2 separate regions of the Mus musculus genome follow, and region 2 is linked to region 1. Evidence: chromatin loops called from intact Hi-C (ENCODE). Cell type or tissue: heart. All regions are shown on one strand. Each heading gives the region's core, and the rest is flanking DNA. Links, peaks and the distances in the headings are about the cores only. Region 1 has its middle 86 kb from the start of Gm41210. Region 2 overlaps Gm41210 (a long non-coding RNA gene).

Region 1 (16,664 bases), core at 4,279-12,278:
CTGTCATCAGAACCTCTCTCTAGGATGACTGTGAACTCTGCAGGACCCCTGAATGAAAGGGCCAATGAACGACTGACTAAGGATCTCTGAGATCTGTTCTGATACTATCACAGAGGCCCATTGGGCCAAAACCATTGACTCTGTCCTTATGATGTTGTTGATAATATTTATATTAATTTCAACATCTCATTTAATTTGAATCATTGGGATTTGTGCTCTCTCAATAATTCTAGACTCAGAAAAATCGAGAAATGCCTCAGGAAGCTGCCCACATTCTGCCTAGATTTTCTCTCTACACATTCCCCTGGATGCTATCACTGACAATAAGACTCTTCTTTGCCACATCACTTCTTGCCTCCACTTGAGTCCTTGGAAGTCCTTATGAGTAGCCTCTCTTTTTTTCTATCAGGAATGAGGAAAGAGGACCTACAATCATTTGATCCATTGATATATATATATATATATATATATATATATATATATATATATATATGTGTGTGTGTGTGTGTGTGTGTGTGTGTATATATATATATATGTATATATATATATATATATATATATATATATAAATATATGATTTGTGTGTGTGTGTGTGTGTGTGTGTGTGTGTGTGTGTGTGTGTGTGTGTGTAAACGTCATGGCTTTCAAAGAAAACAGAATAGTGTTTTTTTTAATAGCACTGTTAGGACTGCTGAAACATCTAGCAATTCAACTCCATAAGCAAGCTATTTCTCGCTCTCTCTCTGTCTCTCTGTCTCTCTGTCTCTGTCTCTCTCTCTGCCTGTCTCTCTCTCTGTGTCTTTCTCTCTCTCTCTCAAGTAAATACATGAAGACAGCCAATTTAGACAAAAGAAGTAATCGTTCTTTGAACATAGTGAACAAATATGCAAGTGAGGACTCTCCACCGAATATGGTTTTCCTGACCGTGGTTCAGCCAGAGAAGTCCATCGGACCACGGTGTTGTGTAGGGTTGTTCTGCTCATGTAGCTGTTACAATATTCACTCTGGATGCAGTGTTTACCCAGCTCAGTGCTGGAGTTCTTCCCAGTATTCATCCTCTTTCCTTGTAATATACCAATTAGTTTCAGGAGTCATCCTTTAAAAAGCAAAAAAGCATGACAGAATTAATTAAGTCATTTAAAGAGTCAGTGGGCTCAGTTGAAAATAACTAGGAAATTGATCCCCAGAGAAGACATGTAGAAGAAACTCAAGGTGCCATGTGATAGCTATTTTAGGCTATATTCCTCCATAAAGACTATCATCACTGTACTGAAAAAAAGCAATGGTATGCTTCCTGAGAACCAAGTGCTCCCTTGGTACCTCCATTGCTTTACTCCATTCCTGCACCTCATCTTCAGTGAGAAGATAGACTAGACCTGATTCTAAGATCTCTCTGCTTTGTCTAAGTCCAGAAATTGTATACTTTTGCAAAGAAACTCAAGGGGTCTACCAACTCCCAACCAATAGATTACACTGATACTCTAATAGCAACGCATTTCTTCCTATCACTAGCACCTAACCATCATTAATGGTTCTTTCAGCATCAACTCCACTGTAGTAGCATTGAAGACTGAGCAATACAATGTTCTTGGAAATCCAAGTTACTTTCAATAAGACAACGGCATCTGTCTTAGTCAGGTTTCTATTCCTGCACAAACATCATGACCAAGAAGCAAGTTGGGGAGGAAAGGGTTTATTCGGCTTACACTTCCATACTGCTTGTTCATCACCAAGGAAGTCAGGACTGGAACTCAAGCAGGTCAGAAAGCAGGATCCGATGCAGAGGCCATGGAGGGATGTTCTTTACTGGCTTGCCTCCCCTGGCTTGCTCAGCCTGCTCTCTTATAGAACCCAAGACTACCAGCCCAGGGATGGTCCCACCCACAAGGGGCCCTTCCCCCTTGATCACTAATTGAGAAAATGCCTTAGAGTTGGATCTCATGGAGGCATTTCCTCAACTGAAGCTCCTTTCTCTGTGATAACCCCAGCTGTGTCAAGTTGACACAAAACTAGCCAGTACAATTGACCCCTTGTCAACTTGACACACAAACACATCACTAGTAAGCCTCAACCCTTACATTCTTATTCATCCCCAAGATCTAAATAACTTTAAAAGTCCCACAGTCTTTACATATTTTTAAAATTTCAATCTCTTTAAAATATCCATCTCTTTTAAAATCCAAAGTCTTTTTACAATTAAAAGTCTCTTAACTGTGGGCTCCACTAAAACAGTTTCTTCCTTCAAGAGGGAAAATATTAGGGCACAGCCAATCAAAAGCAAAAGTCAATCTCCAACCATCCAATGTCTGGGATCCAACTTACGATCTTCTGGGCTCCTCCAAGGGCTTGGGTCACTTCTCCAGCCATGCCCTTTGTAGCACACGTGTCATCCTCTAGGCTCCAGATGCCTGTACTCCACTGCTGCTGCTGCTCTTGGTGGTCATCTCATGGTACTGGCATCTCCAAAACACTGCATGACCCCTTCAGTCCTGGGCCATCAATTGCAACTGAGGCTGGACTTTCACCAATGGCCTTCCATGGTCTCTCACAGTGCCAAGCCTCAGCTGCTCTGCTCAACTCCTTCATGCCTTCAAAACCAGTACCACCTGGGTGACCCTTACACATTACCAAGTCCAGCCACAGCACAAGGTACAACTTTGGCTATATCTGGAACACAGCCACTGTGCTCTCAGAAAACACTTCTCAGGAGATGTCACCTAAATGATGCTGGTCTCTTCTTAATCACTGCTAATTTCTTAGCTCCAGCTAACCAGCATCAATAGTCCCAGTAATGCAAAGTTTTTGCTTTAGTAGTTCTGGTATCCTGTTAATCACAGCTGATTCTTCAGCCCCAGCTAACCAGAACTACAGAATCTTCACAGTCAAAACAGCAATGGCCCTGAAAAGAGTCTTTAATTTTCCCTCTGAAATTTCACAAGCCAGGCCTCCATCTTCTGCACTGTTCTCAACGTTATCTTCCAAGCTCCTACACAACATCCCACAGAGCTCTTAACAACGAATGGATCTTCAAGACCAACGTTCCAAAGTCCTTCCACAGACCTCCCCAAAACATGGTCAGGTTGTCACAGGAATACCCCACTCTGCTGGTACCAATTTGTCTTAGTCAGGGTTTCTATTCCTGCACAAACATCATGACCAAGAAGCAAGTTGGGGAGGAAAGGGTTTATTCGGCTTACACTTCCATACTGATTGTTCATCACCAAGGAAGTCAGGACTGGAACTCAAGCAGGTCAGAAAGCAGGATCCGATGCAGAGGCCATGGAGGGATGTTCTTTACTGGCTTGCCTCCCCTGGCTTGCTCAGCCTGCTCTCTTATAGAACCCAAGACTACCAGCCCAGGGATGGTCCCACCCACAAGGGGCCCTTCCCCCTTGATCACTAATTGAGAAAATGCCTTAGAGTTGGATCTCATGGAGGCATCTCCTCAACTGAAGCTCCTTTCTCTGTGATAACCCCAGCTGTGTCAAGTTGACACAAAACTAGCCAGTACAGCATCCTACTAACAACGAAATATAAATAGTGAAAAAATGGACATACTATTCGATAGAAATCTCAGATTCATATGATCATCATGAAAAGACATAATCATATTTAAATAGTTTACTGAAAAGGAAGTGCAGGATGGAATATGCTGCCATGATTGTGGATAAGCATTGTACACAAACATTCAGCATAGAAAATGTAGCTGCTCTAAAGAAGGGAAGATGCACTGCTTGGGGAAATCAGGACAGAAGAGGCAGAGAGCAGGATAGAGATGCCACATCTGTGATTCTCACCAACTGACAATATACAATCTGCTTTCCTGTCTTTTCTCACTTTGTCTATAATATCTGCCTAATTTTATCTATTGTGCAGAAACCTCCAACCTATTGCTTGAACTATACTTTTTAAAAAAAATTTTTTATTAGGTATTTTCTTCATTTACATTTCCAGTGCTATCCCAAAAGTCCCTTATACCCCCCCACACTCCCCTACCCACCCACTCCCACTTCTTGGCCCTGGCATTCTGGGCAAAGAACAACATAGATCATTAGAATGAGCTACCTATAGAATTTTTAGATCTTGTAGTCCCCACAATGCCACTAATAAAATAGTGACGCAAGCAACTCTGCCACTATATTTGCCATTATTAGCCCCTAATTCCTTAAGCTGAGAAAAGGGAGAGGTGACCAGTAGATTGGGACAAGCTATGTGCCTATGAAGGAAGAAAAGTAACTCTGGTATCTAAGGTGATAGGGTCAGCTTCTTACAAGGGTTGAAAGGATATATGTTCACTATTTTTACATTATGACTCAGTGCCTGGCAAAAAAGAATCTGGGTTCATGACTTCAGACATCCCAGGCCATGTTGCAGAAGTCATGGTAGACTCTCTTCAGCCATACTAGTAACAGTGTGCAGCAGAGCTATTCATCTGGGAAGGAATCAGGAAACAGAGAAAGCTACATTTCAACCTGGAAAAGCACAACAGTCAAAGGCCACCTGTAGGAACCCATGTCTGGCCACCAGGACCTACTTCCTTAAAGGCTCCTCAACCTTCAACACAGCACTTCAAGTGTTCAAACATGGGCTGTGGGGAACTTTTCAAATTCCACGTATTATCTAGATGTCCAGAGAAATACATCACTTCCCCCCTAGATTTAGTCCCAGAGCTTGGCAAAGCAGTCACTTGCGTCCCCCCCCCCGCCCCCCAAGTCAATTGGCTACTACACCAATAAAGTGACTCCCTACTGAATTTAACATCCTTATCCAGATGTGATGCCAACAATGCCTTCTGTGAGTCATTCTGTTGGCTTGAGAATATTGTCAACAGTTCCTAGTGTGGTTCTGACTCCCCCCATACACAGCCCCATAGGGACTAACAATCTCCCTTAACAGTGACTCATTCATATGTGTTCTGTGAGGTCTAAGCAGTATGGGTTTCACTATGTATAGCAGTTGAGTCTCTGTCTGACATTATGCACAAGGCTTAAACAAACCCACATATATCATAACTAAAGTGGAGTTTATCAGGGACTACTCAGCTGGAGCATCATTGCATTTAGTCATAGGTGTACATGTGAAGGACAGTATGATATAGAACATCTAGCTCTGGATGAAGGATGGTGTTTGGCCCACTCACTATCCACTGCAATTGCCAGAACTGACATTAATTCTTTCTATAATAGAGGTACCAGGTAAGTGAGGATAAACCATCAGTATTACACTGACTCCTGGTTCCATATTAAAGTCTAGAGATGTAACAATCATGAACCCTTCTTCATACTTAGCATCATAGAGACAATGAGAGAGAAACATAGATATCATCAAGTTAATAGCACCTTGAATGGGTCATAAAAGAGTAGACAGGCATTAAACTACTTTATAACTGACTGTAGAAGACTGTATATGGCTAATTTCACCCCATGTTATATTTACATTAATACTATCAGTCACAACTATCTACCTTATTCTAGGAAAAGAATCTAAACAACTATCTGAGGTAAGCCTTACTAGACCTCTCTAGATGTAATTCAGCAGGTTGGGTCAAGGATACATGTGCACTATCAATAGGACAAAACAGCAACCAACAGATTGGGAAAAGATTTTTTAGCAATCCTGCATCCAATAGAGGACTAATATTCAATATATACAAAGAAGTCAAGAAGTTAGACTCCAGAGAATCAAATAACCCTATTAAAAATGGGGTACAGGGCTAAACAAAGAATTCTCAACTGAGGAATATTGAATGACCGAGAAGCACCTAAAGAAATGTTCAACATCCTTAGTCATCAGAGAAATGCAAATCAAAACAACCCTGAGATTCCACCTCATACCACTCAGAAAGGCTAAGATTAAAAAAAAAAAAAAAAAAAAAAAAAAACCTCAGGTGACAGCAGATGCTGGTGAGGATGTGGAGAAAGAGAAACAGTCCTCCATTGTTGGTGGTATTATAAGCTGGTTCAACCACTCTGGAAATCAGTCTATCAGTTCCATAGTAAATTGTACATAGTATTACCTGAGAACCCAGCAACACAACTACTGGGCTTATACCCAAAAAATGCTCCAACATATAACAAGAACACATGCTTCACTATGTTCATAGCAGCATTATTTATAATATCCAGAAGCTGAAAAGAACCCAGATGCCCCTCAACAGAGGAGTGAATACAGAAGATGTGGCACATTTATACAATGGAGTACTACTCAGTTATTAAAAACAATGAATTCATAAAATTCTTAGGCAAGTGAATGGAACTAGAAAATATCACTCTGAGTGAGGTAACCCAATCACAAAAGAACACGCATGGTATGCATTCACTGATAAGTAGATATTAGCTCAAAACCTCAGAATACCCAAGATACAATTCACAGACCATTTGAAGCTCAAGAAGAAGGAAGACAAAATTGTGGGTACTTTGGCCCTTCTTAGAAAGGGGAACAAAATACTCACAGGAGCAAATACAGAGACAAAGTGTGGAGCCATCCAGAAATTGCCACACCTGGAGATCCATTCCATATACAGACACCAAACCCAGGCACTATAGCTGATGCCAAGAAGTGCTTGCTGACAGGAGCCTGATATAGCTGTCTCCTGTCAGAGCCTGACAAATGTAGAGGCTGATGCTCACAGCCAACCATTAGACTGAGCATGGGGTCCCCAATGGAGGAGTTAGAGAAAGGACTGAAGTTGCTTGAAGGGGTTTTCAACTCCATAGGAAGAACAACAATATCAACCAACCAGACCCCACAGATCTCCCAGGAACTAAACCACCAACCAAAGAATACATATGCAGGGACCCATGGCTCCAGTCTCATATGAGGCAGAGAATGGGAGAAGAGGCCCTTGGTCTCCTGAAGGCTTGATGCCCCAGTGTAGGGGAATACCAAGACAGGGAGGCAGGAGTGGGTGGATTGGTGGGGGAACACCCTCATAGAAGCAAGGGAAGGGTGTGGGATAGAGGTTTTCTGGGGATTGTGGGGGACTGGGAAAGGGGATAACATTTGAAATGTAAATAAAGAAAATATCCAATTATAAAAAGGATACATGTGCTCATGGATAAGATGAATACTGAAGACTGACTTCATCCTAGTGATCATAATCTTGCAGACAACATTCTTAAGTATTGCATAAAACAGACTGAATTAATGGGTTTTGCCTCCTGTGTTATATCATTGGAGCTATGATATCAGCATATGATATTGGCAACATGAAACATGGGTTTAGTTAAGACTGTAGTACAATGGGCAAATGATTGAGAGAATGTGTCCACTATGAGTCCTGGATATTCCTGAACATCCTTGTTGGGTGTGTCAAAGCTTAGCTTCCTTTTATTGTTAAGCAACTTCCTTAGCTATTCACAGGAAAATAAAATTCAAGGCAACTTCAAAGCCATTGTACTGTGACTGTTGCTTCCCAGGGTGCAGGAGGAGCTGGCTTAGTTCCTATTTCTAAGTAAACAGCTGAACTCTCTGCCATGTGTTATTTTTCTATTGTACAGCCTAGTACATACTGAGCCCATTGAATTGCTTCTAAGGATTGAGTACCAGAGATAATTAATGGTACCATCGATGTTCTCATTATTTGTTGTGTTGTAAATAACAAATCCTCTCTCTCAAAGCTGCATGAAGGCTCACTACTTACTGTCCATTACTAGCCAACTATTCTTTAATAATAAAGAAATCATTAAACAAAATGTATTTATAATAAAACAAGTAAAGAGCGCTAGACAGAGTCTAAGATTATCTGAAGAAAATATGGGCTGTAAGCAGTAAATTTAAACTAACTATAGAAAATTAGTAAGGGGAAGTAAATACCATCTAGTCAGGTCTTAAAACAAGTTATTGAGACAGAGCATAGCAAGTGGAAACACAGACACACCCAAGTTTATCAAAATCATATTTTAGAAAAAATTTTTGTATAACACCTATAATTGTCGTTGGTAGTGTCTGAAATTATCCCTGGCATATCGTGTATTCCAGAAGCCATGGCCCTCCCTAAAGTAGCATTCAGAGGTAGTGTCGTCGTTTCAATGTAATTGGCCCCCATAGGCCCATACAGAGTGATACTATTATGAAGTGTGGTCTTGTTGGAGTAGGTGTGGCCCTGCTGAAGGAACTGAATCACTATGGAGGCAAACTTTGAGGTCTCCTATATTCAAGCTATGCCCAGTATGACACATAGTCTCCTTTTGCTGCCTGCAGATTAAGATGCAGAGTTCTCAGCGCCTTCTCCAGCACCATGTCTGCCTGCATGCTGCCATGCTTCCCATCATGATGACAATGAACTGAACCTCTGAAACTATAAGCCAGCCCCAATGAAATGTTTTCCTTTATAAGTGTTGCCACAAATGTAGTGTCTCTTCACAGCAATAAAGCCCTAACTAAGGCAGGTGGCAACTTAGGATATAATAGAATTGTGGATAATAATTTATGGATTTATGGATTGATATCCTCACCCATTGGCACATTCACAATTTAATAATGTTATTGGGAGGTAGTGAAAAGTAGAAGCTACCCTGAGTTGAAGGAAAAGTGTCATGGAGGAATGACCAGGAAGAGTATAGATTGTCCCTAACCCTCCCCTAACTGTCTCACTGCTTCCTAACCATCATGAGGTGATGCTTCTGTCTTGACAAAAGTCCAGAGAAGTGAGCTAGCCAGACATGGACTGAAACCACAAGCCAAATTAAATCTTTTCTCCACTAAGTTGATTTTGTCAGGCATTTTGTTACAGTGATGGAACACTAACTTAGTAATGAATGAGGATGATTTATAAATACATCTTAACAAATGTCATAATAAACTGGTGCTTAAAGAGAAAATAGGGCTCCTGGTGGACACTCTAATGAATTTATTCTCATAAAAGCTTGAATAATATATAAAGACATATATATTAATTCATGAAATGAATGTTCAGGTATTGGACCGACAACAAAAATGTAGGTAGGTTGTAATAGAACCAAATGTTATAAAAATGGAAAGAGGAATATTACAGACAGGTTGATGTGGGGAGTTTAATAGGAAGTTAGAGAGAGGAGTAAGTGGGGGGAGGGCCAATCAAACCTAATGATGTATGAAAAAAGCCATACCAGAACACGGTAAGTAGTATGCTAACCAAATTACAGTAATTTTTAAAGTTTGAATGCAAGTATCCTTTGTGGGTGGATAAAGCTGCTTCTAGAAGCTGTAAGTTGTTAAGTAAAAATCCCTGTCCTGGTTATTAGCTATCTCCCTACAAGCTGTTGACCAAAGAAGTCCCCAAAGCTCCTAAAACAATACAGGCAATTGCTACTGCTGTTGATCATCAGCAAAACTAGATGGTGAGTCCCTACTGCTGAAGATGCCAAATGCCTTTGTTACAGGACAAAGTGAGATCAAGCTCACTGGACGCTTCCTCCACACTGGCTAGCCCCTCACTATTGCAGAAGGTGCCATGCAGGCTTCTGGGAGAGAGTTATCATAGACAGTCTTACTCAGCTCTGAACCACGTGTAGACCAATCTGAAGAAGCACACCAAATGGACTCACTGGTGCACTCATGTGACAAGTCTGTTACAAGAGTGACCAACTGCTTTCTGGTTGGAGAATTCCCACTCCACAGGAAGGAATTCCAGCCTGCTACTGCAGACTAAGACAGAAACCTTTGGCTGGTAATGTTACAGGCCTTCATGGGGAAACTACTGTTGTTGTTTTCTTAAGTGAATGTGATGTGCCTGTTAAATTGCCTTCTACAAGCTTTTTATTCCCAGAGAATAGCTCTGCTATCAGCTTTGATCCAAGAAGCTTCTTTTTGCCATATTATTGTCATGCAACAATGACTACAGAGACTCATAACTAGTCAAAGTAAAGATAATAAATGACCTTTGAATACACAGCTTTAAGTGAGACATATGTAGCACCCATTTCAAGGCTGAGAAATCCCTGCATAAGAGGCAGAAAGAACAGGAGATCAGGAGAAATGTGGCAATGTGTGAAATGCTGACTTCTGAGTATGGCATGGCTGCTGACGTCATCTGGTATTATTCTACACACAATCTCCTATTGATTGGGTCTGTCACACTTTGTCAAAGAAAGAGGAGAGGCTCATGGGGCCCTACCTGATGAGAGTTTATATGCAAGGTATGGATAACAGGAAAGGGAGAGAAAATGTCTTCTGTTGTGTAGCCACAAGCAAGATGCTCATGCTCCTATAAACAACCCCAGTGAAGCTTGTAGCTTATAGGGTAATGAAAAAATTACACGAAAGTAAACTGTGTGTGGCTGGGAAGAGGAAAAGGGTGAGCAGGGATTTGAAGGGCAAAGAAAGGGTAGTTGGGTTAAATATGATCAAAATGCTTCATGTACATGCATGAAAGTGTCACAGTGAAAGACATTATGTATAATTCATACATGGTAATAGAAGCACTGAAATAAAATTAAAAAGTGCTCTAATTTATAGGAAAGGAACATGTGGGGAAAACATACTGCGTTGTTACACTAAAAATCCTGGAGTTTGAAGGAACAGTGTGCAGGTATATATTTAATGACTGATTTTACAGAAGAGCAAGCAGATCTGTATCATTTGGTGATACCCAGGTGTGAATATTAATGCTAGATCCAGGCTTTAGCTGCCATCAAAACCTTGCTGTCATGAAGTTTGGTAAAGTTATGTGCAATGTGCTCTTGTGAGTGCATACAAAGGAGCTGCAGCTCGTCGCTGATTTAAGGGAGGGTATGGTTTGGACATGACTGGCTCTCTAGGAGATCATGTGCAGGAGGTTCATTCCTCAGTGTAATAGTGGCAGAATATCAGGGGTTGGTGCCCAATGCAAAATGATTGTATATACATCAAAAGAAATTAATGCAGTTCTTTTGGAGCCCTGGTTAGTTCTAAAAGGGTGGTTATATAAGAAAATAACTTGCTTCCTCTTTGGCTGCCTAGATGGCTACATAATCACTTGACTTCCATGTATTCACACCATGATGCTATCGCTATCCACTAGGAGATACAGCAAGGGGGCTCTCACTAGAGGCCAAATAGACAAGGCTGTCCAGTCAGACTTCCAACTGAAAGATCAAGTACTGAACAGATCTTTCTTTATATACCACCGGGACTTAGTTATAGCAAAAAAAAAAAAAATGAGGTGACCAATACAACAGTAACAGATAATGTATCACATGAGTTTTGTCATAAAAAGTAGTTATAATAAACATTTGCCACCAATGGAGCAACATAGCTTAGTGGCAAAAAGTCAGGCTCTGGAACCACAAGTATATGTGAGTAGAGGCTCCTTTACCATTTACTACGGTTACTTCATTTCTCTTAGGTTTCCTTCCCTGTGTGCACAAAGGGAGTAACAAGAATATTCACCCTCCACTGTTGTCCTAAGAACAGAGAGAAGAAGCTATACCCTTCTAGACTCACTTAATATGTGCAGTTGAAAATCAAGCCCATCAAAAGAGTTATCAAGGAATCCAAAGGGAAATAAAATGTCTGCACAGGGTAGAGTAAGCCACCAGCACACTGAACTGGGGATGTGTGCGCTACAAACCAGGAGAGTCCTGAGTCACCCAAATACAGCCAGCATCATTCTTCCCAGCTCCCATCAAACTTCTCTCTAGGCATCCCTCTCAGCTCACCTTTTGACCATCGAACCTTTTCATGGGTTAGTGATGATTGGCATTGTCACCCTCCAGGACAATAGCTATCAATTAGCAAAATGAAGTTCAAGTTGGGGGCTGAGTGGGATTCTTCCCCAGATCCATTGTACACAAACTCTAACACAGTCTCAGTCAGGCTCGTCTTCAGTGGGGTTATTAGGCAAGGGGGCACAGAACACGCACCTCAACAGGGCAGAACCAAAAAGTGTAATAGCAGTCACCAAGAAGTACTGAGTGATAAAAAAAAAAAGGGAGAGTTCCCCCACAGAAGAAGCAGAATAGACAAGAACGAATAGCCCATGCTAACATTTCAGTGTCCTTGCATGTGTTGCTCTATTAGCTAGGACCAGAGCAAAGAGGGAGAGATCTAGAGAGCTGATGCTCAAGGAAAAGCACTCCTTCTGCAAATCCCGTGCTCACCCAGCGTGATATCTGCCTCCAAGTCAGCAGTGGCTGAAACAAGGCTGGCCTTGGATGCAGGCACATCACAGTGGGGTGAGTCACCGAGCAGTTGTGCTCCTCGGCCACTTCTTAAAAGCACAGAAAGGCAGATTAAACTTTCATATGGGTGAGCATGATGGCTTTAAATGTTAAATCTCCTGATCAAGGAACAAGAATGTTGATGGTCAAGAGTTTTTCATTTAAGGAAAAGTGTGTGCATGTGTGCATATGCACACGAGTGTGTCTGTGTGTGTGTGTGTGTGTACATATGGGTGTGCATCCATGTGTGCGTGCTCAATTGTGTATGCATATGCTCTATTGTTTTTAGTTTAATATTAACTCACATTTCTGATGGTTTATTTGAAGACAAATTTTATTCAGCATTTATACATAGATATAAATTTGACTGAATTTCCTTAGTTTAACTGTAACTACAAATTTAGGAAGCTGAGTCTTGCCTATACCAAGTGTCACTAATAGCTAACCATTTACACTACAATAATCATGAAGCCTATATCTCTTATGTAAAAGCCAGTTATCAATTTTTTTAATGTGAAGATCTTTTGTTTCTCATGATCCACATTTTGACACATTGCTATTTCTCCTATTTGGAGAATCCTCATAGCTTTGTTAATCTTAACCAAACCCAAACATAAAACAAATCTCAGACAAATTAAACCCACAGATTCTGAGCTTCTGGCTAAGAGACCTTGGGGTGAGATGTGGACTTAGATTTTGTTGCTTGAAGTAAATCAAACAGGTGACATGGAGAATTGTAAGCTGCCTCCCTTTATACATTCATGGTTTTAAGGTTCAAGGGTCTTTAATTTTTATTTTTGAAAGCTTTATATACAAAGGCTGTGTCTACATTACTTCTGTTCTTCTGTCTTTCCTCCCAAGCTCCCTGCTTTCTGAAGACGACTGAGTCCTAATCTCTAATCTACTGTCCTGTCACTATGATATATGGGTCTAGTCTACTGACATTTCACAGTGTATGTTTCTTAGCAAATGCTTTGTTTAGTTATTGGAGCCAGCTAGACGTTAATGTCTATCAATAGGGAGCCTGCTTAGGAGATTAATTCATTTCATTGCAAACAAATCTCTTGAGATCACTATCATGGCCAACAGATTTCATTAATGTCTGTTTCCAATTTACTAGCTTATTTCATATGGCAGTCAATGCTTGTTGGTATCTTCTACTCTTCAGAGTCTCTATTTTATACAAGATTTCCCTTCTGCTTACACAAAAGTATATATCTTATTTTAAAATATAATTTGTAAATGTATTCAAAGGCTACATGCAGTGACAAAATTTTTGTAAAAATAATGTGATTTTATTATCCAAGTACACTTACGCTTATTATGTATGCTTATGATAACAACTACCCCTTACATACATTATTAACCACTCTTTTGCTATTATGGATTCATGGCCTTTTCCATGAATGTATTTCAAAATGTCTTGTCAACATTTGGTACCTAAAAGAAGCTAGACTGGCTTCGCTGACTCATCTTTTTTTTTTTGCCCTTTTTAAATCATTCTTGCTTCTAGCGATAGTTTAAACCACAATTTTAAATCTAAATTTAAAATCTTCACCATAAAGCAAGCAAGCAAATACCCACCCCTGACCTGTGATATCTAGGCCCTGTTATATGGGGAATAAAGTTGGAGATCAAACAAAAATTGGTTCCTAAGTAAAGAATGAGTGAGGGGAAAAAGCAGAAAAGGGCTGCTGGATGTTTTGACCACATCTGAGCTAGAAAGCCATAGATTTAAAACTAGAACTTTCACCTACTTGTACAAATTTACAGTTTACTGTATTTTGATCCCCCTTTTCTATAAATACTTTTAACAAACCACTGGGGTTTTCTCCTACACTGACACTAAGATCCCAGTCATTCAGAAAAAGAAGCCTTCAGATGAAAATAAAAGTTGAGGACTCCACATAACTTATACAGCCAAGGAATAGTTATAGATGGCAAACTGAAAATAGTGTTAGGATGAGTTCTTTTTAAAAATCAAAAATATATCTCAGAAGTAAAAAAAAAAGAATCTGGAACTAGGACATGGTTCGTAATTTTTGAAAAGAAAGATTCCTGTAATTGTGGAGCATCAAAGCGTGTGATCTGGTGTGGAAAACTGGCACATTCACTTCTCTGAAAAAAACTACAAAGACTAGCTGTTGGGAGGGTCTGCTGATAAGAAAGGCAGCAAACAGTGTCCTCACGCAAGGTGTCTCATAGATCAGTCCTACCAGAAAGAGATGTCCAAGTACTCATGCCTTCTAATGATAACTATTTTGAAACCAGATGTTGGCTAAAACAAGTCCCATGAAAGACACACTGCTACTTTCAATATCTATTTTTAAATATTTGTTAATATTGCACATGTCTTTAGAAATGGAAGAAAGAAAGGAAGAAAGAAAGAAAGAAAGAAAGAAAGAAAGAAAGAAAGAAAGAAAGAAAGAAAGAAAGAAAGAAAAAAAGGCAGATGCCATGACATATATGAGGAGTCAGAGGAAAATCATGGAGTCAGTTCTCTCCTTCCATCATATGAGTACCAGGAACTTTAATCATGTCATCTTGCTTGATGGCAAGCACCTTTTTCCCACTGAACTATGTCACCTGCCTATATATATATATATATATATATGATGACAACAGAGCAAAAAAAATCATAGAAAGTAAATCATCACATTTTTAATGCTATATGAAACAGTAGAACTGGCTTTGGGTTATAAAGCAGGCAGGCACATCTTAATCCCCTTCTCATTAAGAATAGTCTTATAGAGAATACAAATAAGAAATAAATCAACCTCACACCGAGCTAATGTTTCTAAAAGGGAGAAACTTGAGCATTCTGCCTAACCATGGGGTGAAGGTCAACATGACCAGAAATTGGGTTTTTAGCATTTGTCAAGTGATCTAGATGCTGGGCTGACAGACTCTGAGACCACAGAAACAGTTCTGTTAGCTTCATACTGTGGTTTGCACAGCCACAAAAGGTAACATTTTTTCTGGCATTTGGGGTCAGGCCTAGAAAGATCAGAACTACTTTTCCCATTTTAGAATGGGAGTTTGTAGAGCACAAGGCTTCTTTGTGATCAAATTGTTTGAATTGCTAGAAAGTACACCATGTTTTTAAAAAATGTATAAGAACTATTTTGAAATGAGTTAAACATGTTATAAATATGATAAGAAACAAGACATGAAAGAGCGACATCAATCAGAACAAGGACTCAGAAATGAGCGTCAAGTAGCATATGGAGGCTAGTAGTAGAAAGCTGGGCTCCTTTCAAAGGAATGTTCTCCTTCCTACACACACTCTGTCACAGGACCATGGGGGACAATCAGCTCTAGAGGAAATTCCACTGACTAGTGTCATTGCTATCCAAATTGCTTGACAAGAAGTCATTCTTTTAATCTAGTATGTATACACACAAATTTAAATCAATGGAACCTCATTATCCTTGATGCATAGTATTAAAATTCTAGAACCTTTAATAAAGGGGAGGTTAGAACACTAAGCAGATATCTGTGTGACCTCCCTACCTCCACACATATTGAGAGTTCTTAAATTTTACTACTCGATTTACCTTCATTGTTCCTATGTTTAATACAAAGACTGCATGGTACATGTTAAATTTTTGTGCAACGCATGCAATTCTCTAATTTTCTGACTCCAGGATTTCTTCTTTTAAAGGCAGCCAGAAATTGCCACAGGCACAGAATTCAGAAGCCTGAAAACTGCGTTCAAGAGGAATCCTACTTATATCACATAAAGACATTAAGTCGTTAACCTAATTGTATTTTATGTCAAGCCAAGAATGCGGAGTGGGGGATAAGGCAAAGTCAAAATGAGTCCTTCACTTCATCCTAAGATTCTTAAGGAATCCAATAAGATTTGGGGGTGTTGAGGTTTTTGTTTGAGGCTTGTTTGGATTTTTTTTATCATTCTAAGAGTGGAACGTTTACTAAATAATCAAATCTTCAGTTTCTTTTATGTATAGGGTCATCTTTCTTAAGGATATGTGTAGCAGGTGTTTGAAGCAGTGAAGATTCATGGATAGTTATGGTCAACATGTCATACCTTTTGAAGTATCCCATGGTGAGTTGTTTTTGTTGTTTTATCATATTTGAAAGATATTAATGGACCACTCGTTCATTCATAGGAAATACTGCATCACAAGAATTACAGAAAGTCAATAAAAAGTCATAAACCTTGGATGACTTAGTAATTGGTGAAATGTAAAAGTGTAAAAAGCCCCCTACTTTTTCATTCTACATTTGCTTTCTAGATTTTCTATAGACTATAGGAGCCTCTCTCTGCACACCCTACCTCCATTCCCTGTGTATTTTACCTCTCAGTGAAGACCCCAGTAGCCCCTTAGCTATTTCCTACCCTACCCTCTAGCTATTTCCTACCCTACCCTCAGCCTTTCCTTCTAGCCTATCTCAATTTTTTCTATCATCTACTTATACTCAGAAACCTTTCTACCAGGGACCCTCAGTGGCTACACTGGGCTGAGCCATAGGTGGGTGATTTTCCACTATCCTTCCTCTACCCATTCTATCCTCTCAAGA
Region 2 (16,664 bases), core at 4,654-12,653, 49 kb after region 1:
TCATTCATGCTTCTAAGAGTTTAGTCTTAGCATTTCGTCTTCCTGGGATGCCTTTATGTCCTATCAACCTGGTTTGTTCATTCATCTAGCAATTATTAAATACCTTTTATGCATTGTTCCTTTCTTAAGCACAAGGATAGAATAATAAACAAAACAAATAAATCCTTCAAGGAAATATAACGTACTGATAAACGTACATCTAATCTTAGAGATGTAGTATCAACCAGGAAATCCATATTCACTAGTCAGGTGACTTTGGACAGGTCATTTCAGCATCTGTGCTTCTGTGGTACCTAGCATATAGTGTTGTCCAGAAAATTAAATGCTTTGAAATCAAGATGGTATATGGGTACTGGAAAGGACATAAGAAATCCTAGGGAAAACTCTCTTTAGGGTTACTGTCTACAAATTCTCCTCCTATCATTGTGAGGCAATAGTGAGGCAATCAGACAGAAAGAATAGCTCAGAAAGCTTGAGACTCCACTTGTATTGGGCTATACACACATCCCTTTTCTTACAAAGCACTTGGAAACCTGGGATCCTCATCTGCATAAGCACACACACACACACACACACACACACACACACACACACACACATCACTAAAACAATAGGGTAACGGTCTCCTCCCAGAATCACCATCACGAACTCTCCTTTCATAGATAGTATTTATTCAAAATGTTCCTGGATATACCAGGGACTCCTACTGGAGTGAGGGATAGATATACTAAGTATGTTCTCCAAGTGACTTTTGGAAGAATTTGCCTATGCATAATTGGAAGTATGTGTGTTTAAAATCAAATGCATGCTGGGAAGGAGAACATGCAGTAGAAAAAAAAGAATATACAATCTAAACCTGTTAATCAAAATAGAGAACTACCCAAATTATCTCCCTCAGTTAGCAACCCCTTTTTCTTCAAGATTCCATAAGAAGAAAACCCCAAACAATAAGCACTGAGTACCCTCAGATACCCATTGCTGAGTAGCGACATATCTGACCTGCATGTCCTCTCTTTCTAATAAAGTTTCCTTGCCATCTTGTAGTCCGTGTGATCTTCTTTTTCGATTCTTTGAGTAAGATGTCAGAAACCTGCACCCACTCCATTTAGACAGTGACTACAGGTAATGCTAGTATATTATGTGTTGGTTGAATGAACAAACTGTTCACATGCTGCAAGACAGATATATCAGACTTGTCTTGGTTTTATTCATCTTAACATGATGGCATTTATTTGCCATGAACCCTAATATCTTCATTTGACTTCCATATAGTAACTGATATCGTACTTTCCCAGAATTCTCTCTAAAAACTTCAAAAGGAAACTATGCTAGCCTATAAAATAGATGTGACTCTTAAATAACCTTCCTAAATGAGGTCTTGGCTTGCTCGTTAGCCTTTTTCCATAGCAAACCATATTGTACTTTGATTATGAAACCATAGCAATGCCTACTTTATTTTATGTATGGATATTATTATAATATCCACTTTATAGAGGAACACTTCACAGGCTAGTATGTCTATAACCATGGCTATCAATAGGCACAAGGTGGAAATCCCTCAGACATAGGCTCCAAACTCAAGTATCTTTTTATTTTCTTTCATTAAGAAAATGGTTTACATCTGGGTCTTATGGAGGCATTTTTCTCAACTGAAATTCCCTCCTCTCAGAAAACTTTAGTTTGTGTCATGGTGACATAAAACTATCTAGCACATTGACCTCTTGTCAATTTGGCACACAAACACGGCACTGTTAAGCCATCTTTTCTTTCTTGTTCATCCCCAAGATCATGAATTAATGACATCACAATATAAAATATTTTACAAACTTAAAATTTATCAGTCGTTAAAAATTTGAACATTCTAAAAATTCAGTCACTTTAATAATCCAAAGTTTCTTTTAAAACCTAAAATCTCTTTAAAAGTTAAGTCTCTCAGCTGTGTGCTCATGTAAAATAAAAACTAAGCTAAAGACTTCTTTACTTCAAGAGGGAAATACCAGTGCACAGTCGCAATCGGATCAAAGCAATGTTCAACATCTAGGATTTACTCACGATGTTCTGGGCTCCTCCTAAGGGCTTGGGTCACTTCTACAGCTCTACCCTCTACCGCACACACAGCTTGTCTTCTAAGCTCAGGCTGGCTCCACTTCTACTGCTGCTGTTCTTGGTGGTTATCCCATGGCACTTGCATCTCCAAAACTGCTGGGGTCTTCCCCTACAAATGGGCTACATTTTCACCAATAGCCTCTCCTGGGCTTTCTTCATGGTGCCAAGATCCGACCAGCATAAGATACAACCTTGGTCACCTCTGGAACACAGCTTCTGTGTGCTGCCTCTCAGGAAAGAATTCCCAGAAGCTTTCTCCTCAGTGATGCTTGCTTCTTCTTAGTCACAGCCAACTCTTCAGCACCAACTGACCAGCATCCATTGTCCCAACAAAACAAAGGTTTTACGTTAGTATCTCTAGTCTCTTGTTAATCGCAGCCAATTCTTCAGCCTCAGCTGACCAGACACTGCAGATTGTCCAAACAAATGACCTGGTAGTGTCTTTGCTCCCACTGCAACTTCACAAGCCAGGCAGCCACCATCATCACATATCTCAAGATTCTCATCTTCCAAGTTCCTACAGAACAGCTCAGCAAGCACTGAACATTCAATGGCTTTTCTAGCTCAAACTTCCAAAGTTCTTCCACAATCCTCCCAAAAACAACATGGTCAGGTCTGTCACAGCTATACCCCACCATCCTGGTAACACCTTGTCTTAGTTGGGGTAACTATTGCTACTGCAAAGCATCAAGACCCAAAAGCAACTTGGGGAGGAAGAGGTTTAGTCAGTTTATATATCCCAGTCCATCAGAAGAGGAAATATATGCCAGGCACCAGGAAAAGTCCTCAACAGATATTATCTTACTTAATTTTAACACTGAAACCTAAAATCTTAAAGCCTAAAAGGACTCAGTAATAGAATTAAATTTCTGCTACCTAGCTACATGACTTTAAAGCTTATGTTTTCAGTCTGTTAACTTTCTGTTACTATAGCAAAACAATTGAAATAATCAATTTACAAAGAAGAAAGGTTTGTTTTGGCTCACAATTTGGAAGCATCTATCCTTAGCTAATGGTGGCAGGGGGTGGGGGTGGGGCATTATGAAGGAAGTCCATTCAACTCACTATCACTGAAGAAAAAAAAAGAAAGCCAGGTCTGGTGTTCTGACATTCATTTCAAGGGCACACCCTCAATGACCAGAAGACATCACACTAGGTTCCTCCTCTTAAGTATCCCACCACCTCCCAAAAGCATGGCAGAGGGGAAATCAAGCTTTCTTGTTAGCCTTTGGAGGATGCTTTTTTCAGCCATAGGGAGCTCACCTGTGCTCCTGGTTATGGACAGAGCAACATCTGAGAATTCCCCGTGCTGCTTTCTCTTTTCTTGGAACTACATTTACACATATTCTACACTTCTTTGTCCCTACATTTTATGTCTCTCCTCTTCAGAAAGTTTTCTCCTCTGAAAGGTTCCCAGGCTGTCTCTCAGACTCTTTGTGTTGGGTCTATCAGTTCTTACTCCTAAGAGCATTGTTTTCTATCATGAACCTGGCCAAGGGTCAGTAGGATATGATCTAGGCAAATCTGACTTGGCCAAAAATAAATTTCCAATATCATTGCCAAACATATGAACTAGAACACCCAGGAATCAACTTGACCTCAAGTCATGATGATTCCTGGAATGTCACTTCCAAGTCAGATGGAACTTGTGAGACTAATCATCAGCAATAAAGCTGTGAGCAATATGCTATGATGATTAATATTTAAGTATTCCAGATACAAAGTCAGATGATGATATAATGTGTAACTTACCATATTGGCAACATCTTAAAGACTCCTTGTGAATCCCTATGTAACCCAGTTTCAACTGGCACCGATATGTTGATTGAACCACAGTTCCTAGCACTTTAACCCAGAAAAGATGGAATTTCCCAAAGAGAATACTATTGTAGAGTGTGGTAGTTTGATTGAGAAATATCCACACACACAGGTTTTGAGTGTTATAGTCTTGTCCTAATTCCTCTTTGTTCTCTCAGCTGCCTGTTCCTGACACTGGCTGGCATGCCTGATGGCATGCCTGCCTACCAGGATAGACTCTTTTCCCTCTGCAACCACAAGCCAAAATCAACTCCTTCTTGTATAAGCTGCCTTACTAATTGTATTTAATCACACCAAGAAAAGAGTAACTACGACATGGGAGCTCATAGACAACAACCATAAACAACACTGGCAAAGAAGTGAACATTCAGAAACTATATCAAAGTTGTAGTGTGCAACTGGGGTGTCAGAGGCAGAAAGATTAAAAGTCTGAGCTACTGAGAAAGATACTGCACCCCTAAAAATACTAATTAATTGGGCCTTCTCAGCATAAACATGGCCAGAAATAAGAAAGGAAGGTGAGCTTCATGGTGCTGTTTCCCTCATTATTAGAGTGTTAGAATTTAGACATTAGAAATTAAAAGCTGTCCCAGGCCCATAAAACACCTGTGTCTCTGGCAAGAAGACAAACAGCATGTGAAAGAGTTCTTTGACAATGTCAAGAGTTTCCTTTAGGCTTTATGAAAGAGAAAGGTACTGAACTGACAGGACCAGTGTCTATAGAATATGGAAGAACACAGGAACGCACTTGTAAATGCACACCAGAAACACTCAGAAAAGTAGAGGGAAGATCTGGTGGTCCTCAGGAAACCATGCAAGATGAATGCAGTCTTAGAGAGCCAGAGATGCAGGAGAATTACTCAGTTCTTTATTGCCAACTCTAGCAACAAAAGCCCTTGAGACCTACCTAGAGTCAGAGAGGATATGAGGCTCCATAATATACCTCATTGGGACATGGTTGTTGGCAAATAACAAATATGGTCAACTCAGTGACAACTTAAGCTCCCTCAGATTTCCTTAATGTGGGACAAACTGTGGATCAATGCTGGGATTGTCCAGCATGCTGGAAGGTGGAAAGATCTGTAAGAAGGAATATAATGAGACCATCACCATAAAGAATCTAGTCAACAAACTAATGAGTCATTTTCCCTGGTAGAAGGTTGTGGGTAGCCAACTGGAATTGTTCGGTGGGTACTGTCATGGGTTAGTCATGATTGTCAACTTGAAGGGATGTGGAATCAAGTAAGAGACATTTCTAAACATATGTGTATGGGCATGTCCAGGAAGGAATAAGAAATGAGCGAAGGCTCCCTCTCAGAGTACATGGCATGATCTGGTGAGTTGCCAGGGTATAAAGAGATCCAAAGAAACAGCATCTCACTTTCTTGTCTTCCTTATGTGTTGCTAGTGAGTTTGACTATCCCAGCTGCTGTGGCCATTTTTGCTGACACTGCTTCCATCTTTGATATGGACTAGAAACCAGTGACTCTCCAGGAATCATCAATACCTTCAGCATCAGGTGGTACTTCCTGGGTATTCAGCTTCACGGAATGAGCTGCTACTGGGTTCTCAGCCCCTCTCTGATGCAGATGGACACTGTTGGACTATCTAGTCCCCATATTATAAGCCAATCTAGGGAATCTCTCTTTATAATATACATACATTCTACTTGATCTATTCCTCTAGAGAACCCTAACATAGGTTTCTTTTGCTCTCAATGTTTCTTTAGCTTGCTAAAGTAGTAGGATATGAGTGTTTTGTCTATACAGATCCATATCCACTATGTCCATTCCTGATGACAACAGAAGTCAGAAGAAGGCATTGGATCCCGTGGAACTGGAGTTACAGGTGGCTCAGAACTACTGTGTGGAAACTGGGAATCAAACTCAGGTCTGCAGGAACAGTGGGGGCTTCTAACCACTGAGCTAAGTCTCCACCCAGCCAACTCCATCACCTTGATGGTTAAGATGTCGACATGTGAATTTGGGGAATAAGGAGACCTGTTTAGACCATAACAGAAAATTAGATACACTAGGCTAGAATGAATTCTGATGAAACTACAAAGGCAGCCAAGGTAGGGTACTGTTCACATGAATTTAACCTAAAAACACTTCATTACAAATCCCTCATCTCTCAAGCATTCCAGGACATTGGCTCAGTCAAGGACACTGGTCTGCTTAAGCTGTTCTAAGAGGTCTCAGGGTCAAGGGCATGTCAACATCAGGACTGAGAAAGGAATCACCTGAAAGATGGACTTAGCTTAACCATGTTCGACCCTGGAGGAGCCAGCGACGTGGATGAGAGAAAGTAAGCAAAGCCCTAAGAATCTAAGTCAAAAAGAAAGTGGGGGTGGGGGTGGACGGAGACTCAGTAGATGTTGCACAAACCTCCCTTAAACAGTCCCCTTTCCTCCTCGTCTCCTGAAAGGTATATGTTAAGACACAGTCATTTGTCCGGGAGCCCAATGGTTCAGTGTCCAGGAGAACAGCTGAACTTCTTTGGATAAATCAAGGATTGTACAAAGATGAGGGACAGGGTGGGTGGATGAGAAAGACAGAGAACAGAGTTCTACAGGAAACTTTTGTTAGCTGGGGCCATGCTGAATATGATGTGGTTCTCTCTTTCAGTTCTCTCTCCCCTAAAATATATACCCGCAGGAAACATGGGATTAAGGGTTATTCTGGAGGCTGGGGGAGGTTGGTGTGTGGAAGTGACAAAGACAGCGCTTTGCTAAAAGACAGCAGCAGGAAGAGGAACATGCAGGGCCAGCATGTCACACTTCCAGAAGCGAGTTTACAGCAAAAGTGGGGGCCACACTCTCTGTTCCCTACCCTCTTCCCTGCCTCCTAAAGCAGGCTCTAGCTGTGAAGCATGCCTCCCTACTACCCACTCGGGCACACACAACAGATTTCTTCAGCCAGCCTTAAGGAAGGATCCAGACTCTATCCTGTGGGTCCTGATTTCTCTCCTCAGAGATTCCTCCAAGCTGACTTTCCATCCACGACTTTCAACTCCTTACTTCCAACAATCTGTCTCTGTCCTTTTCAACCTACATTGAAGGCTTTTCAGTATGCAGCTAACTCCAGGAACCTGCCTAGGATGGCAGGGACACTAACAAAGGGGCCTTGGAAAACCTGCTTGCACTGAAAACCAAGGGGTCTCAAGAGGAGAGTAAACTCTTCAAAGACATCAGAGCTATTTGAGCTATTTCCTGTTCTACCAACTGCTGGGTAACAATTATACTGAACACATAGAGGCTTTAAATGGCTTCTTGTATGACTTTTTACTCTTGACTGCTAGTCTTATCTTTTAAGAGTTTTTTTTTTTAATGAAATGGGATGAGCAGCCACAGTTAAAAAGAAAGCGATAGTAGGTCCCACCGTGTGAGCCTTGTCTAGGCTTGACCTCATGGTAATCTTCCTGTGTCTACCTTCTGTGTGCTAAGATTACAGATGTGCACCACTACACTCAGCTTCTTGGGCATTTCTTGTTGTGCTCCATGCTCTGCTGCACGTGATCCTTCAGTATCAGCTGCTGGTCTGATTCCGTATGAACGTCCCAAAGTGTCTATGTTCAGCTTCCTATGGCTTTGGTGAGGGTAGCTAGAAAACTGAGTGCACTTGGGAGAGCCTCTCTCTCTCTCTCTCTCTCTCTCTCTCTCTCTCTCTCTCTCTCTCTCTCTCTCTCTCTCTCCCTCCCTCCCTCCCTCCCTTTCTTCCCTCCCTTCCAACCTCCCAGTTTAACAATTAGACACTACATGTTTACACTCCGGCTCCAAGACAGTGTGCTACAGTGTTCTCAACTTGTGGCTCACAACCTTAAAAGACCATCTGAAAACATAGATATTTGCATTACGATTCGTAAAAAGTAGCAACATGACAGTTGTAAAGTAACAACGAAAATAATTTTATGGCTGGGGGTCACCACGGCATGAGGAACTGTATTAAAGGGTCATCAGGAAGGTTGAAAACCACTGATTACAAGAGACAATCAGCAGGAGCTGCAGCCCCCTAGTGGCCAGACTCAGGACTGGTTTAGCATCCCTTCTCAGACTACATCTACAATCCAGTTTCTCAAGGACAATTACTTGGTTTTTTGAGACGAAAGATAAACATTGACATACTATTGAAACTGTGCCAGATCCTGGCCATATAGACATGCTTTCATGAAGAGAGGGATTGCGATGGAGAACGGACACAGAAGTCAGCATGCTGAGAGGAAGAAGACAGTTTGATTTTTAAGGCACAGCTTACACTGGGTGGGCGGTCTTGTTACTGCTCCATGTAGAGTTTTGGAGCAATCTGAGCTCTGAGCTTCCATTCTGCATTGCAGTAGCAGACGAGGGCTTCCCCACAGCCTTGGAGAGGTGATGCTAACTTCACACAGCTACCACAGCCCAATAAGTTCTCCCAAACCCCAAGGGTCTCCAGGAGAAAATTCTGGAGCCCTCATAATTCTGTGAATGGAAAAATAGAATCGGAGAATATATATCTCCACTTCTGTTCTGTGGATGCTCTCTTCCTCCAGAGAAAAGGCGCCAAGGCTTAGAACCATGTGGCCATGGTGGTCTCTTGTGGAGATGGCAAAAGGGAAGTCAGTCCTTATGTGTGTGTTCATGCCGCTGCTGGTGTATGCATTCCAACACCACCGCCCAATGTTGAGGATAAAGAATTTCTATTTCCCTTTAGTTTCATGAGAAAATATCAGGGTGGGTTGCTAAGATGAATGTCAGCACACTCAGACAGCAGACACAGCCTGAGTGTGTAGTCCCAAAGACCCAATTATTTTACATACGTTCAAACAGTAAAGACTGAAATGTGAGCACCAGAAAACAGGAAGCATGACTGTGCACCTTTTATTGGATGTGGGCAGAGACGGCAATCTGAGGTGGGAAAAGTCAGAAGGTTTGGATGCAACCTACATATTTCTTTACTAATCTCCATTTGTGAGTTATCCACCCCCACTCCATGCAGACATGAAAATCCATCAGAAAGCCCAACTCTTTTCTTACTAGCATCGTGTTACATAGCATCTCCTCTTACTCTCATCATTTTGTTAGCTGTGTGTTAGAAAATCATGTCAGGACCCTCCAGGCACAGTTAATAGATGCTCAAAGCAAAGCAAAGAGAAGTGGCTCAGACAATTAGCAACTTCAAGGAGAAATGTTTATCGAGAATAAACACACATGGAACCTGAATGTTGCTCTCTGTCTCAGCACGGCAGTCTTCTGTCTCTGATCCTCTTTGGGTATTTGCCCTATTCTTTCTTACTTGGTGCTTCCACGTCAGTCTCTAGACAAAAGAGTTCTTCTACCATCTAGCATCTACATTTAAAATTTCACTTGCTCCCCAGTCTGTCTTCTTGCATTCTCTGTGCACAGCTGGACCAGATAAGATTATGACAGAGACAGGGCTCTCTGTCCCTTGGCCTGCACAGGTTCTGGGCTTACCTTCCAGGTATGCAGTAATATCAGGTTCACTAGAATGCCTAGACTCAAAGAGAGCAGATCCCGCTCTGAGGCCGTGTGCGCTGAGCCCGTGGAGCAACACGTGCGCACATCACATCGCACATCCTGTGTTGGATGCTGGAAGCTCAGCACTGAAGGAGATGGTAGGAAAAATACTTTCAAAAACTCGAACAGTTTAAAGTGGAACTTTTTTATGTCGCTCTAAGCTTTTATCTGTTTTCTTCCATTCTCATTGGTGACTTACTCTATTACTTCATCCACGTAGCTAGTTGTCTCTCCTCTGCCTCCGGGTTTCCATGCCCCTCTCAATGCATCAATCCCATCAGCTGACAGACACCTGAAGCACTGTCCCCCAACTCTGTCCTCCCCCTCCCCCAGTCACGCCTGACTTTCCCATCGTTCTTCACAGGGGAATTCTATTTCCTTGCTGACTCTTCTTTCCTTCTTGGCGTTCTGTTCTAAATCCATCCCAGTCAGACTTCCAGCCCAGCTTTTCTCAAAATCTTCCATCAACGAGGTCATGGAATAAGCTCTGTTTTGCGTATTTTTATGAGCAGTTCACTCTCTTCTCCTTGTTCCTGCTAAATAATTTTTGGCACATTCCAGCCCTCTTGGAGAATTCTGGCCTCTTGGATTTCTCAATTTCCTAGACTTCTTCCCAGCCTCACTGTCTGTATTGTCTGCTGTCTTCATTTTAACCAGTTTACTATCAGAGCATCCCAGGGCTCCATCTTCTTTTCTTCACCCTTATTGCTCCTTAGACAGCTTTTTTAAATCTCTCTGCTCTGAAACCCATCTAATGCTGTACTCCAGACCCAGACCCAGCCCCAGCCCCAGCTCCTGTTTGCAAGCTCATGTAGCCAATCATTTACTTAATATCCCCACTTAAATGTCTCAAAAACCACCCGACTTTGCTGACCAAAATGGAATTTAATACTTGAACTCTTCAAAAGTAAAAATGTTATCTCAGTCTTTCACAACTCGATAAATAGCAATTCTAATTGTTTCCATCAAAAAAAAAAAAAAAAAAAAAAAAAAACCCCTACAGATGTGTCATCAACTCGTTCTTCTCATGGCTACAGGTGGAGTCTGGAGTGTTCCCCACGGGTGTTTAAAATTGTCACCCTATGACACTATGGAAAGGTGACAGAACTGTTCAGAGGTGGCCTAGTTCCGAAAGCTGTGCAATTAGGGCACTATTTGAAGGGAATATTGGGATGCTGCCTGTTTGTCTTTTCCTTCTGGTCACCACTGGAGAACAGCTCTTTTCTACCCATTCCTACTACTATGGCCTCCTGTGGTGTCACAGGCACAAGCAACCACAGACCAGAATGACAGAAACCAAAACAAACGTTTCTTCTCAAATAGCCATTTGTTCCGTGACAATCACAGAAAGCTGAATGCCATGCTCTGGCCCTACTAGGGTTCATATTCAGAATATTCATCTACAGGTTAAGCCTCCCACTTCCTGGCGCTTTCTTGCGCTAAAGCAAAAACAAACAAAAAAAAATCCAAAAGCAAAACCTAACACATACAGTGAGTCCTATCTCACTTTTTTTTCCATTTTAAGCAATGTTAAAGATATTTCCAAAGAACACAAAAGCCTTCTCCCACAATTTTGGAACTATGAAGAATGTCTTTGTATGACTTTGATTCTCACAATAATACTGTAAGAAAAACATTCCTGATTTCTTAATTATCCCTAGACTAAAGCTGAATGACTCACAAAGTAAGTGATTTTTTTTTCTTACCTGGTAAGCAGAAGAAATTGAATTGACCCCAGGTTTGTTCGACTCTGAATTGGTCATTGTTCTTGCTGCTGTGACACAATGGTGACAAAGTCAACTTTAGAAAACTATTTATTTCTGTCCACAGTTTGAGGGTACCGTGCCCACAGTCAGGGTGCACAGTGAGGCTTCCTCTTTTTTATTCGGCCTGGGACCCGAGCCCATGGAATGACTGTTCATATTCAGGGTAGGTCTTTCCTCTCCAGATAATTCCAGTCCACTGGAAGAACTTTTGCTTCTTCAGTCCGTATTACAGGAAGGGGTCAAACCACTCTGCTGAATCCCCTTGCCACTCTGCGAAGCTGTGGCCCCTGTATAGTATGCGGGCCACCGGTTTCTCCAACCTCATCCACCACGCGCCTTCACCTACTTCAGTCTAGCTACCTAGGATGTCTGCTGTTCCATAAGTATCCCAAGTTTCCCATAAGCACATTTGTATTTCCTTTTGACTCTGCCTGAAAGAGCCTTACTGCAGTTCTCAGAGGCTCCTTGCCATCCGTATTAGTTGTTCAGAAAAGCCTTTCTCGAGCATCCTCCGTTCTCCTATCCCTCACCACCTATAGCCCTCTAGCCTCTGCCTTTCTGCCAAGTTGCCTCACTAAGAACTCAACATCATTGTGCCAAATCTTGGCTATTCCTTTGCATGTGTGTTTACGAGTTATCTTCTCAAACGGGATGGAAATGCACCGAAGATGCTTAACTGCTTGCAGCTCACTTCTGTCTGCCCAGCGCCTAGAGTCTGGATAACCGGAGGCCCCAAATAAATTGTTAATGAACAAGGAAATGCCAGAGGCAGTTTAGGAGAAACTAGTTGGGGATGGGGGAAATATAAAAGCCTGCCAAGGTAACTAGAAATGTAAACAGGTTTCAGAAAATAGCGGTCCGTTCAATCTGAGAGTTTTTTATCAGAGACAGAACATCTCTAACCTAATAATGTTCACAGGAATCTGATTTTTTTTAAGTACCATTAAAAGGCACAGCATACACTGGAGGGAATGTCAGGCTTCCTGACAAGAAAATGACAGTTGAAAGTTTGTCAGGAATATGTAATGAACATCTTATGACTGAGTAGACTGCGATTAATAAATTGTACCTCAAATTACCATGTAAGCAATGCATATGGAATCTAAATGTTTTCAGTTATCTTTACAAATTCATGTTATTTCTCCTCTTCTTACTTATTATGAAAGGTTATTGCTCTCCATTATTTATAATTTAAAATTTTGTCATAAACTTCCGAGAGGCATTCATTCTATTTTCCCAGCTCTGTTCATATTTAATCTGCTCATTCGTGTGGTGTTCAAACTACCTGAATATTGTAGAAATAAATCTTTGTCGTCTTTGTTTTACAAATGAATTGGAACTAGGAAATATTTCTTAGAAACCGTGAGAGTCTCTATAATAAACCATCAACTAGAAACCCTGCTAGGCAAACTCCCTCTCTAAGGCTCAGTTTCTCCCATGCCACAGCCCAGATGACTTCCCTGTAGACAAGCAAGCAGACCACTCAGCCTGCCCAGGTTTCTCAGACTCTGCCCTCTGCTCTGAAATGGTCTTCACAACCTCGACCCAGGGAAGAGCCTGGTTATTTACTTCCCATCTGACAGTGACAAGGTAGCAAATATGTGTCTTCCCCTGTAGGACAATTTCATAGATGCCAACAACGGGAGACTTAAATAAGACCTAGAATCTCATAATCAAATGTACAAATAACAGTTTTCAATGACAACAAAACAGTAAAAAACCCATATATTCCTTCAGAAAGAGCTCAGAATGATTAGGAAGGAGCAGAGAACAGGAACGGACACCAGATCAGGATTTAGAATCATGAGCAGAGCTTTTTTTTTTTTAATTTTTTTATTAGGTATTTTCCTCATTTACATTTCCAATGCTATCCCAAAAGTCCCCCATACCGACCCCCCCACACACTGCCCTACCCACCCATTCCCCATTTTGGCCCTGGCGTTCCCCTGTACTGGGGCATATAAAGTTTGCAAGTCCAATGGGCCTCTCTTTCCAGTGATGGCCGACTAGGCCATCTTTTGATACATATGCAGCTAGAGTCAAGAGCTCCAGGGTACTGGTTAGTTCATAATGTTGTTCCACTATAGGGTTGCAGATCCCTTTAACTCCTTGGGTACTTTCTCTAGCTCCTCCATTGGGAGCCCTGTGATCCACCCAATAGCTGACTGTGATCATCCACTTATGTGTTTGCTAGGCCCCGGCATAGTCTCACAAGAGACAGCTCTATCTGGGTCCTTTCAGCAAAATCTTGCTAGTGTATGCAATGGTGTCAGCGTTTGGAAGCTGATTATGGAATGGATCCCTGGATATGGCAATCACTAGATGGTCCATCCTTTCGTCACAGCTCCAAATTTTGTCTCTGTAACTTCTTCCATGGGTGTTTTGTTCCCAATTCTAAGGAGGGGCAAAGTGTCCACACTTTCGTCTTCATTCTTCTTCAGTTTCATGTGTTTTGCAAATTGTATCTTATATCTCGGGTATACTAAGTTTCTGGGCTAATATCCACTTATCAGTGAGGACATATCATTTGAGTTCTTTTGTGATTCTGTTACCGCACTCAGGAGGATGCCCTCCAGGTCCATCCATTTGCCTAGGAATTTCATAAATTCATTCTTTTTAATAGCTGAGTAGTACTCCATTGTGTAAATGTACCACATTTTCTGTATCCATTCCTCTGTTGAGGGGCATCTGGGTTCTTTCCAGCTTCTGGCTATTATAAATAAGGCTGCTATGAATATAGTGGAGCATGTGTCCTTCTTGCCGGTTAGGACATCTTCTGGATATATGCCCAGGAGAGGTGTTGCGGGATCCTCCGATAGTACTATGTCCAATTTTCTGAGGAACCGCCAGACTGATTTCCAGAGGGGTTGTACAAGCTTGCAATCCCACCAACAAGGGAGGAGTGTTCCTCTTTCTCCACATCCTCGCCAGCATCTGCTGTCACCTGAATTTTTTATCTTAGCCATTCTGACTGGTGTGAGGTGGAATCTCAGGATTGTTTTGATTTGCATTTCCCTGATGATTAAGGATGTTGAACATTTTTTCAGGTGCTTCTCTGCCATTCGGTATTCCTCAGGTGAGAATTCTTTGTTCAGTTCTGAGCCCCATTTTTAATTGGGCTATTTGATTTTATGGAGTCCACCTTCTTGAGTTCTTTAAATATATTGGATATTAGTCCGCTATCCGATTTGGAATAGGTAAAGATCCTTTCCCAATCTGTTGGTGGTCCTTTTGTCTTATTGACGGTGCCTTTTGCCTTGCAGAAGCTTTGCAATTTTATGAGGTCCCATTTATCGATTCTCGATCTTACAGCACAAGCCATTGCTGTTCTATTCAGGAATTTTTCCCCTGTATCCATATCTTCGAGGCTTTTCCCTACTTTCTCCTCTACAGCCAGTGTGTGGATACTGTAAAGAGATAATATAAGCATAAACACATGAATACAAAAAAATCAATAAGACAATGGAGTAGAGGACATAAAGAATAAAGCCAAGAGGTGGTTGCAGCACACACCTTTTGGGAGGCAAAGGCAGATGAATCTCTGTGTTTGAGGCCAGCCTGATCTACAAGGAAAGTTCCAGGACAGCTGGGACTACACATAGAAACCCTGTCTCAAAGAACAAAACAGAAACAAAAACAGAGACAGAGACAGACAGACAGACAGACAGACAGACAGAGAGGGAGAGGGAGAGGGGGAGAGAGAGAGAGAATGCTGATAAAACATGCACAGAGGTTCTGGGAGCTGTAAAGTGGTAACAAGGGACTCAATGTTACTGACACACACTTGAAGACTTAGAAAGAAGGAAAAGAGTAAATCTGAAAAAAAATTAATCTAAGATACAATGGTTAAAATTTCCCAAATTTGGCAGAACGGTAACTTTCATAATTCAAGAGATGAGTCCCAGAGCAGGCAAACCCCAAAGTACCCACACTGCGATGATGATTAAACAATGCTGAAAACCAAGACAAGCTTTCTGCAAGAGCAACCTGAGCTTTTTAAACTGCTGGACCATCACTCCAGCCTCCTCATGCTTTCAGTAGTACGAAATCTGCTTTATTAAGTGGCGGAAGGAAAAGTTACATAGTCATATCAACTGTTTCAAAAAAAAATTTGACAAACTTCAACATCTATTCATGATCACCGAAAATGTCTCGAAACCTAGGGGTAGGAGGCGACTTGTATACGTTGATAAAAAAAAAAATCACCTACATCTAACATTACACCTAATTGTGGCAGAGAGAAGGCAAAAGTATCTCCTCTCCCACTCTCACGCCAAGCAGTGCTAGAAGTTGTAGCCACTTCAGTCAACCAAGACAACAGAACTGAAGAGACAAGAGCATCTCTGTTTGCAGAGTGTGTGATGAAAACTCCCAATGGATTTCCATAAAGCACAGCAGGGAGGAGGAAGAGAAGCTAGCAAGCTTCCATGATAGAGGTAAAGATCCCACCCCGAGGGTATCCTATCAGTGAGCAGTGAAATCCAAATGGGAGCACCCGGAAGGAGTCCATGTAAAATGGTTCACTTCCTGTTTGCAAAGACAGAAAAGCCAAGAGAGAAACTGTAGTGTTCCTTAAGAATAGTGCCAGAGCACTGGGGATCTATAGTCAAGGAATGGAAACCTCACCTTATGCAAACACTGCCCAAAATCCACAACAGGAAGACAGAAAACTGTGGAACCTCCTAAAAAGTAGTGAGAAAGCTTTGATGTCTAGGTAGAGCTACGAAAACGCTTAACCATAGTGCCAAACTCACGATTTATACATTTTTGAGTGGTGAGTCCCATCAAAATTACAAATTTTTGTTCTTTAAATGAACCCTATGTAAAATATAAAAAGAAACACTACAATGTGGGGGAAATATTTGTAATCCGAAGACAAACCACCATCTAGAATATAAGTAAGCAATAATCAAAACCCAGTACTTTTGATAAAATCAATTTTTAAAATGGACAAAATACATAAAGACAATTCAGTTAACATAATATAGGGCAGTGGGTAGACATAGAAGAGGTGGCCAGTAGCACTATTAGGGAATTAGAAATTAGTAACATGAAGAGATGCCACTGCAATCCTGTCTACTAAAATGAAAAGCAGAAACAGCAACCAAATGCTGTAGCAATGCAGAGAAGCCACATCTCTTAGCTGATGCTAGCGTGACTGAAAATTATACAGCTGCTATTCAGAGAGCTGGAGGCTTCACTCAGCCATTTTGTCCCTGGGCATTAATCCCAGAGAAGTAAAAATTAACATTCATGCAAATGTCCTTGTATTGATATTTATGGATCTCTTATTTGTGTCATCAAAATAGTAGAAGCAAGCTATATTGCTTCACTAAAAATAATAAATAAATAATAAATCAATCCTGTAGCACAGTTATGCTACTGAATATACTCGAGTTTAAAAAAAAAAACATGTTGATCTATACAAGAAAAATGGAACATGTCAAAGCTCCAGAGAATCA

What was found. Peaks named below come from ENCODE experiments on the same cell type or tissue, not always from the same donor. Only the 100,000 strongest peaks of a DNase experiment are listed, where the experiment ranks them.
Region 2: it touches region 1 in a loop (2.1-fold over the local background); 3 of 42 quality-filtered maps call a loop at or near these places.

Annotation. Positions count from the first base shown.
Region 1 is chr14:74,546,453-74,563,116 of GRCm38, forward strand. No RefSeq gene overlaps it. Among named protein-coding and RNA genes, the nearest start is that of Gm41210, 86 kb to the right of the region's middle. In heart, for the core only: no CTCF peak of the experiment used is centred there; a DNase peak (open chromatin) is centred at 7,399.
Region 2 is chr14:74,594,814-74,611,477 of GRCm38, forward strand. It overlaps Gm41210 (a long non-coding RNA gene), which reads right to left. Exons shown (of 3, transcript XR_874820.3): 3 at 14,569-14,609. Among named protein-coding and RNA genes, the nearest start is that of Gm41210, 38 kb to the right of the region's middle. In heart, for the core only: no CTCF peak of the experiment used is centred there; no DNase peak of the experiment used is centred there.